Regions from separate parts of the Homo sapiens genome. Here region 2 is linked to region 1. The links are chromatin contacts, found by Hi-C or POLR2A ChIA-PET in ENCODE. All regions are on one chromosome and are shown on one strand. The core of a region is the stretch at or near the end of the contact, and the rest is flanking DNA. Distances in the headings are between cores, read along the strand shown. Region 1 holds the start of LINC03057 (long intergenic non-protein coding RNA 3057). Region 2 holds the start of SNF8 (SNF8 subunit of ESCRT-II).

Region 1 (4,815 bases), core at 13-2,512:
GTAAAATCACTTGTAAAATCACTCTGCCCATTTTACAGAGGAAAAACTGAGGCCTAAAAGGAGAAGGGGTGGGGGCTGAAGTCAGTGGCAGAGCCAGGCTTAGGACACAGAGCTCAGGCACACCTCTACATGCCCCCTGGACAACCACCTGCAGGAAGGGACTGGATTGTGAGGGGGTGTCCCCAGTCCCATGCAGGTTGAGGAGGAAGCAGGGTCTCAGGGCTGAGGTCAGGGAGGGGGGGCACTCCTTAGAGACCAGACAGCCAGGAATGCCACTGTTTGTCGTAGTTTCACTGATTTTAAGGAGGTTAAACCTCTATTTGGGTCTCAGAAATAAAGAGAAGAGCCTGCAATTCCAGGATAGCACGCTAACGAAGGGCCAAAACGCAAAGGCGTCCTGAGGGCTAAGATGGAAAGTGAAACTTTCAAGCTCCTTCTCTAACCTTGGCCAAGGTCGTTCCCTCTGGGTTCATAGAATAGGGAGGAACCCATGTAAGGCACAGGGAACAGAAGAAAGGAGGCAGGTAGAGGGACAACCTTCAGCCTGGTGCAGCCATCCCGGTCGAACAACCCCAGGCAGGAGCCGCTCGGTGGCCGAGGATGGCGGGAAGTCGCTGGGCTGCGGCTGGGGCGGGAGGTGGGCGGAGGAGGGTCCGGCGCTCTCTTTCTCCGGATTCGGAGCCCTAAGTGTGGATCAGTCGCCTCCCGCCCAGGGTGTGAGCGCCCCCTCCCCTTCTCAGCCTCCTTCGGCCTCGCCCCTCCCTCTCACATTTCCAACTCCCAAGGATAACTTGTCGCTCGCTTCAGACGCCCATGGCTTCTTTCAGCCCCTGGGACTCAGCTTTCTCCTCTACCTCTTTTGTCTATTTGTGCATTTGATGTTTCTCTGGGCGCGCCCTTGGATCTGCTTCTCTCTTGCCTTTTATATTCTCATATTCTCATATTCTCTCTCTCTCTCTCTCTCTCTCTCTCTCTCTCCCTCCCTCCCTCCCTCCCTCTCTCCCTCCCTCTCTCCCTCTCTGCCTCTCTCCCTCTCTCTCTCTTCTCTCTCTCTCTCTCTTCTCTCTCTCTTCTCTCTCTCTCTGCTCTCTCCGGCCATCTGGGCGCTGCTCCTCCGCGCCTCTGGCCTCCCCGCGGCGCGCCAGGCCCATCTCCTCACCAGCCGCTCTGGGATCCGACGGCGCCGTGGGTGGGGGCAGGTGAGACGGCCGAGCCCCGCCCGGGCGGAGGCAGGAAGCGCTCTCGCCTATCCCCCTCCCGGACCCTGTCCTCGCCCGCCACTCACCGGCGCCAGGGGAACGCAGGAGCGTGAGCCCCTTCGCGCCCCCAGCGCCGTCGGCGTCGCTGCCCCAGACACAGACACTGCCTCGAGAGGCCTCACAGAGGCGGGGGCAGAAGGCGGCGACCCAGAGCCGCCACATCCCCCGCCTTGGGCGCCGTCACAGTCCCCAGACGCCCTGGACTCCTGCAGTCTACGAAGACGCGCGGGGGACGGCGTGGTTCCGAGAGGTAGGTGAGGAGGCGGGCGCAGCCCTTCCTCTCGCAGCTGGGGACTGCGGCGTGAAAGGCCCCTCTCCAAGCTGGGCAGCCCCGTGGCCCGAGCTTTCAGGACCAACCGCCCGTGGCAGGCGTGGGCTTCCCGGGGCCACCGGCTTAACCTTGATCTCCAGACCGAGGCAGCTTCCCGGGTAGGGCCTCGGGGCGCACCCGAAAACGCCTTGGCCTCCCTGTCCGCTGGCACCCGACCCTACCTCTCCAACAGGTGTGTGTGTGGGGAAAGGGGGTCGCCTCCCCTCGTTCTACCGGAAACCCTGGCTCCCCAGAGCCGAGTGCTCAGTGCCCCGCCCAGCCTGAGGCCCTGCGTCCTGGGCCTCCTGCTCACAACCCCGGATTCCAGGCGGATGCCGTGAGAGAGGCAAGGGCCAGACGCCCTGAGCAGCCTTGGGGGTGAGGAATCGCTTGGGATGGAAGAAGGGCCACTTTTCCTAACGGAAATTAGGAATTGGCCTGGAACTCTTGGTCTAGACAGAAGCCCCCAGCTCCCCAAGGTGCAGAATCAGCTCTCCCGCGCGCTGTCTCTCTAGCTGCCTCCTGGCGTGGAGGGGGCAGAATACTTGGGGGAGTCTCTTGCTTTGGCTTTTGGGGGCCTCATAGGTTTTCTTCCCCTCTGGACTGTGAGCAGCCTCCTGCCTGAGAGAGCGTGTATCTGAATCTAAGGAATGCCAGGAGACGCCATCTTATTTGAAACCCACACTCACAAAAACGGGGCATGTGCATTTTTGTGGAGGGACCTGTTGTTTATGGGAGTGGGCAGAGGGCATCCAAAGGATTTCAAACTGTATGGACTGACTCATGGGTCAATACAAAAATTATTCGCCTTTGAAAAGGCATGTAAAGAAAAGCAAGCATAAAGGGGTGTGCATCGTGCATCGTGGGTATTGTGGAGTCTGAGAGGAATTAGTAACTCGCCGGAGTCGGCTAGGAATCTTATATGACAGCAACTGTGCCTCTCGGAGTAGTCAAGCACCGTTTAAAGATTGAGGATTTATACAGACATGCGAAAGAGATGTGAAATTATGTGCTCCCAACTGTGCTCAATAATAAAGGCAGTAGAAGGGAAATTCATATTTTCATCTATATGCCTCCCCCCTCGCAAAGTAGAACATTGCATGGTATATTTCACATAGTCCACATACCAGAGGCGGAATGTGCAACTGACTGCCCAGGACTGTGCTTTCCAGTACAAATGGAAGCACAAAGATGCCTAATGGAGAAGAGTTAAGTGAAAGTTCTCTTTTCTCAGTGCACTTCCCTAACCCTTTGAGGAAGCAAGTCTGGGGGGCCTTTCCTGATAGGATCTTCCCTCCAAATCCCTTTTGGAGCTGGAGCTCCTCTCTTTCCCTAAAGTCTGGCGCACTTGGCTCCAAGTCCCCATTTCTCCAGTCCAGAAGGGATGAAGCCTCCTCCACCCCAAACATATAGCCTTTGGCTCGCTGGGAGGAGAATTGCTCACCTTCTGCGGTGGTTTAGAACACCACCCTACACAGGGATACACATACACAGTGCCCCAGAGGAAATGCAAAGAAAGGTTTTGCTAGTCCAAGCAAGGTGTTGTGGGAGACCTCAGAGACCCTTAGAAAGAGCCTCACTCCCCACACTGCAACTTGAAAGACCCAGGACATCCCTCCCACCCCCAGGACAGACAGGGTTCTCACCAGCTGGGAACGCACAGAGCCCGTGACAACAGGAGGATCTGTTGGGCTGGGAACTTCACATCCCACCCACCCTGCCTCCAACTTCTTTTTTTTTCTGGCCAGATTAAAAGTCAAGCTTAAAGTGCTGTTGGGTTAGAGAGTTTCATTGTTTTAGTCTATTGGTTTCTCTCCCTCATTTTCTTCTCCCTCATCTCCCTTTTACTCCCAGGTTTTGCCCATTTTTTTTCTCTCTCTCCACACAGAAAATCTGTGAATTTTCTGGGCTTGAACGGAAGGAATGAGGAGGGAAAGGAGGGAATATTTGACCTATCCAGGCAGCACTCAGAGCTGTAATTGACACCAAGTCATCCTAGTAGACCTTGTCCTCACAGGCTTAGAGGATATTTGATTCCAGAATCCCCCACCAGCACCCCAAGATCCAGTGGTACCTCCTTCCTCCTTGGGGCTTCTATAGTTTTCAAAAATGGGAGAAATCAAAAATGCCATCATTATTCCAGTGACCGGGTGTGGAGGGAGTCTGCAGTTTGGCCAGAGGCCTGGTCTCAGAGAAAGGAGTCCTGAGGGCTGGGGGGTTGGGGCAAGGCCTAGGGCCAACTTGGTTCTGACCTTGCCTGCCAGTAGAGAATCTTGGGCTCTTCACCAAGTAAAGGCAAGATCAAGGGACTGGAGGTCTGAGTCCCTCTCTTGCCTAACTGCCCCAAGGGCCCCAGAAACTACTCTGGGCCAAAAATCAGTAATAGTTGAAAGAAAGAAACAAATACTGAAAACACCCAGATTTATAATCTGCTTAGACACCCAAACTCATCCTTAAAGCAGTAAATAAAATTTATCTCCTTGACTGCCTTGCAACTTTCTACTCAGTTTGGCAATGTGTAGATGGGGTCAGCTTGAGTTTCAGAGCTTGGGGGTCCAGCACTAAATGTCTAGAGAGCTAGATCTGGGGCCTCTCACCCCCTTTCCTCATATACCTCCTCTTGCTTCCTTCCCCTCCCAGGGCTTCTCAGAAAGTGACAGCTGACTTCCTTTTAGAACTGTGAAATCCCACAATTTCAGAGGATTTCAAATTCCTTGAACTTCAGGTTGAGAGCTATTTGGATTAATCAGAGAAGTTTGTGTCTGGAAAATGATGCCAGATTTAGCCAGAAAACTGAAAGACCAAATGCTTTACTTTTTTTTTCCTTTGTCTGATCTCAGTGCTTATCAGGTCAACCTTCACCTTTAAAAACACCCTGGTGGCAGTATTTCTTTGCCATCACTGTCTGTAAAGCAAAGGGCAAGCATCTCAGGGCTTTTAGTTGGGCCGGGAATTCAAATGTCTCCTTTCTCAAGAAGATGCCAAAGTGGCCACCCTCAGCCCACTTTCCGTCCTTACCTCCTCTGCCCTTTCCCCAGCTGTAGTTATAGGAATAATGGCCTTTAACTTGCAGAGATCATTAAGGCCAAAGCCCTCACTCCTTCCCATCTCTCCTCTTGGGGCCGTCTGAGTCGCTTCCTCCACGACCCTCCTCTTTTGAAGCACTCCCTAGTACTGTTAAAGGCCGAATTTGGGCTGGAGCGAAGATGGGGGCTCAGTCCAAAATAACCTAGATATTAAGTAATA
Region 2 (4,617 bases), core at 2,028-4,527, 300 kb before region 1:
TTACCCCAGGTAGAATACTGAGCATCTCTCGTCCTTGTCCCACCCATGCCACCCTATTTGTTTTACCACTCTTTCTTTCTTTCCTTCCTTCCTTTCTCTTTTTTTTGTTGACATGGAGTCTCACTCTGTCGCCCAAGCTGGAGTGCAGTGGCTCAATCTCGGCTCACTGCAAGCTCTACCTCCCGGGTTCACGCCATTCTCCTGCCTCAGCCTCCCGAGTAGCTGGGACTACAGACGCCCGCCACCACGCCCAGCTAATTTTTTTGTATTTTTTTTAGTAGAGATGGGGTTTCACCGCATTAGCCAGGATGGTCTCGATCTCCTGACCTCGTGGTCTGCCCTCCTCGGCCTCCCAAAGTGCTGGGATTACAGGCATGAGCCACCGCGCTTGGTCCTTTTTTTATTTTTTTTTGAGACAGAGTCTCGCTCTGTCGCCCAGGCCTGAGGGCAGTAGCACAATCTTGGCTCACTGCAACCTCCGCCTCCCGGGTTCAAGCGATTCTTTTGTCTCAGCCTCCCGAGTAGCTGGGACTACGGGCTTGTGCCACCACAGAGACAGGGTTTCACCATATTGGCCAGGCTGGTCTTGAACTCCTGACCTCGTGATCCACCCGCCTCGGCCTCCCAAAGTGCTGGGATTACAGGAGTGAGCCACCGTGCCTGGCCTCACTCTACTTTCTTAATATCTCTTGGATTTGTCCCATTCTCGCTTTCCTTATTGCCACTGTCTTTGTTCTGGCCCTCATCATTTCTAGTTTGGATTACTACAACTGAGATGAATTAAATCCAGGCTGCCACTGAGGCAGGAACATAGGGTCTAGAGGCAGGCAACTCACTTCAGCTATGAGAGGAAATATCCTTTTCATAGGGCATACACTGGGTAAATGGGACTGTGTAACTTTACTTCATCCTTTTCATTTACATAGGGCGTGTGTACCCCAGGTAGAGGGCATTTAAATTCACAAAAAACTCTGTAACAGAACCTTTGAGCCCCTATGCTTGGGCCCGCTCCCACGCTGTAGAGTTTTCTTTTCTTTTTTTTTTCTTGAGACGGAGTTTCGCTCTTGTTGCCCAGGCTGGAGTGCAATGGCGCAATCTCAGCTCACCGCAACCTCCTCCTCCTGGATTCAAGCGATTCTCCTGCCTCAGCCTCCCGAGTAGCTGGGATTACAGGCATGTGCCAGCACGCCTGGCTAATTTTGTATTTTTAGTAGAGAAGGGGTTTCTCCATGTTGGTCAGCCTGGTCTTGAACTCCCGACCTCAGGTGATCCATCCGCCTCGGCCTCCCAAATTGCTGGGATTACAGGCATGAGCCACGACGCCCAGCTGAGTTTTCTTTTCTTTGCTTTTTTTTTTTTTTTTTTTGAGATGGAGTTTCCTTCTGTTGCCCAGGCTGGAGTGTAATGGTGTGGTCTTGGCTCACTGCAACCTCGGCCTCCCGGGTTGAAGTGATTCTCCTGCCTCAGCCTCTCAAGTAGCTGGGATTACAGGTGTGAGCCAACACATCTGTCTACTTTTGCATTTTTTTTAGTAGATAGAGGGTTTTACCATGTTGGCCAGGCTGGTCTCGAACTCCTGACCTCAAGTGATCCACCTGGGTCAGCCTCCCAAAGTGCTGGGATTACAGGCGTGAGCCACCGCGCCCGTGCTACTTTCATTTTCAATAAATCCCTTAATTCCTTCCTTGCTTTGTTTGTGCGTTTTGTCCAGTTGTTTGTGCAAAACCCCAAGAACCTGGAACACCCTCCACCGTTAACATATTTTGGCGAGCCAGCCAGGAGGAAAATGTAAGCCCAAAGTTTGGGATTTATTTTCCCCCTTTTTCCTTTTCCTTTCTACTCCATAAAGGGGAATCTCTCCCTCTCTCTGTCTTCCTTTCCAACCCAGGACCGTTGGTGGGCAGCGCCCAAACATGGAAGCAACTGCAGGTTTTTGGCCATGGCCAGTGAAACTAAGGGGTTTCCATGTGGAGAAGCCTAACTACCACCTCCTGGTTCGCTTAAGGAACCTGGGTCTTTTTCGTTTTTTTCCTTTTTTTTTTTTTTTGAGATGGAGTCACTCTGTCACCGAGGTTGGAGTGCATTGGCAAGATCTCTGCTCACTGCAACCTCTACCTCCCAGGTTCAAGGAATTCTCTGCTACAGCCTCCCGAGCAGCTAGGATTACAGGCACCAGCCACCACGCCCGGCTAATTTTTTGTATTTTTAGTAGAGACGGAGTTTCACCATCTTGGCCGGGTTGGTCTTGAACTCCTGACCTCGTGATCCACCCGCCTCGGCCTCCCAAAGTACTGGGATTACAGGTGTGAGCTACCGCGCCCGGCTACAGATGACTGATTTTATCTCAAACAATGAATAACAATCATAAATGATATTTATTTGTGTGCCAGGCATTGCACTATATAATTTACTGCTTTTTTTTTTTTTTTTTTTTTTTTGAGACGGAGTCTCGCTCTTGTTGCCCATGCTGGAGTGCAATGGCGCGATCCTGGTTAACTGCAACCTCCGCCTCCTGGGTTCAAGCGATTCTTCTGCTTCAGCCTCCCGAGTACCTGGGATTAGATGCGCACCACCACGCCCTGCTAATTTTTTTGTATTTGTAGTAGAGACGGGGTTTCGTCTTGTTGACCAGGCTGGTCTCGAACTCCTAACTTCAGGTGATCCGCCCGCCTCAGCCTCCCGAAGTGCTGGGATTACAGGCTTGAGCCACCGCGTCAGGCCATGAGTAGGTATTATTCTATTTCACTACAGCGGATAGTGAAACATAAAGACATTAAAATAATTTGTCTTAAGTTCCTGGACCATATGTAGTGGAACTGAGCTTTGTAGCCAGGCAATCTGTCTTCAGAGTTCAACTTAACTTCAAGGCGCTTGGTAGTCAGAATCCTTTGTATGTGATTCCAACAGGTTAACTCCTTTAGGGCAGAGGGCTGTTTTATGCTCAATATGGAACCTTGGATGGCCAACACAGCGTGTGGCACGTAGGAGGTGGTCCAGGGGCATTTGATGACCTCCAGGCAGTGGAGAGGCAGTCGAGGAAGACCAGGGCCCCAGGCGCCTACGTGGGTGGAATGCACAAGGTTGGCCTTGGCTGCCGGGGCTCCATGTCCCAGCACTAGCCAAGGAGGGCCTCAGCCGCGCTTGAATACTCGTGCTTTCCTCGCCGCGAGGCTTTGCGAATCTTGGCCACTAGCTAAAGGCGGGGTCGCCGGGCCGGTAGGAACTGGAGACACTCAGCCTCGCGGCAGGAAATGCGGCTCGTGGCTTCCGGCGCGTGCAGATGACGCGCGGCTCGGGCTTCCGCCTTGGGGAGCCGGCGGCGGAGTCCGGGACGTGGAGACCCGGGGTCCCGGCAGCCGGGCGGCCCGCGGGCCCAGGGTGGGGATGCACCGCCGCGGGGTGGGAGCTGGCGCCATCGCCAAGAAGAAACTTGCAGAGGTGAGCAGGAAGAAGGCCGACCCACAACCTGCCCCTGACCCGTGCGAGACTGAATTGTCCCGGAGCAGTGTCCTACCCGTTAATCACCTCCCAACAGAATCTGAGACTGGCTTCTCGGCCCCGGGACACAGAATTTCTCCAGCTTCCGGTGGATTGGCAGCGTTCCCAGATGCCCAGCCCTTTCTCCCATTTACCCAAGTTTAACTACAAATGGGATTCTACTCACAAATCTACAGTCGTCGATTCTACTCCTTCACCCTATCCTTCTCCCTAAGAAAACAATTTACAGAGATCCTCCTCTTTTCATCCCAAAGCTGTGGCAGCACAAATGGGGGAACCCAGCGCCCACTCTGTGTTTTTTTGTTTTGTTTTGTTTTTTGAGACAGAGTCTTGCTCTGTCGCCCAGGTTGGAGTGCAGTGGCGCGATCTCGGCTCACTGCAACCTCCACCTCCAGGGTTCACGCCGTTCTCCTGCCTCAGCCTCCTGAGTAGCTGGGACTACAGGCGCCCACCACCACGTCCGGCTATTTTTTTGTATTTTTAGTAGAGACGGGGTTTCACTGTGTTAGCCAGGATGGCTCGATCTCCTGACCTCGTGATCCGCCCGCCTCGGCGTCCCAAAGTTCTGGGATTACAGGCGTGAGCCACCGCGCCTGGCCTCCAGCGCCCACTCTCTTAACTTATGCTGGTCTCTTTGTCTGACAGGCCAAGTATAAGGAGCGAGGGACGGTCTTGGCTGAGGACCAGCTAGCCCAGGTAAGTCGGTTGGGGGGCCCCAGGCAGGGAGGGAGACCTAACCAGGTCTGGCCAAGACACCTTGGATACGAACTTGATTGTGTAGATTGAACTAGAAATAGGGTGTTTGGCAAATTTTGATTTCTGAGCCGCTGAGATCTTTTAGGTGACTTGCTAATAACAATAATGGCTAACATCTTTGAGTGATTACATGCTTGTAACGTCCCAGGCATTTGTCTATTTTCTTTACATAGACTGTCTTGTTCAATCCTCATTACAGTCCCATAAGGAAGGAACCCTATTATTCTGAGGTGTTTGTTTGTTTGTTTGTTTGTTTTTTGAGGGAGTCTTGCTCTGTTGCCCAGACTGGAGTACAGTGGCACGATCTCGGCTCACTGCAGCCTCCGTTTCCTGGGTTCAAGTGATTCTCCAACCTCAGCCTCC

Evidence for each region. Hi-C counts contacts between places; a loop is a spot of excess contacts on that map. ChIA-PET counts read pairs that join two places held with the same protein, here RNA polymerase II (POLR2A). Pooled maps may share reads with other maps.
Region 2: a loop to region 1 is called in a pooled map, with 2.1 times the contacts of the local background. The contact joins the promoter of SNF8 here to the promoter of LINC03057 in region 1. A Hi-C loop is called at or near these places in 1 of 50 pooled maps. POLR2A ChIA-PET finds 5 or more read pairs at or near these places in 3 of 52 experiments (HEK293T, Panc1 and activated CD8-positive, alpha-beta T cell).

The regions. Positions count from the first base shown.
Region 1 is chr17:48,643,299-48,648,113 of GRCh38, reverse strand. It overlaps LINC03057 (long intergenic non-protein coding RNA 3057), which reads left to right and starts at 1,262. Exons shown (of 2, transcript NR_186590.1): 1 at 1,262-1,509. LINC02086 (long intergenic non-protein coding RNA 2086) reads right to left here. Exons shown (of 8, transcript NR_189645.1): 1 at 1,752-4,815. RefSeq lists enhancers at 469-678, 1,569-1,618, 1,057-1,725 and a silencer at 1,169-1,348.
Region 2 is chr17:48,943,502-48,948,118 of GRCh38, reverse strand. SNF8 (SNF8 subunit of ESCRT-II) reads left to right here and starts at 3,277. Exons shown (of 8, transcript NM_007241.4): 1 at 3,277-3,438; 2 at 4,144-4,194. The coding sequence starts at 3,385. RefSeq lists a silencer at 3,335-3,564.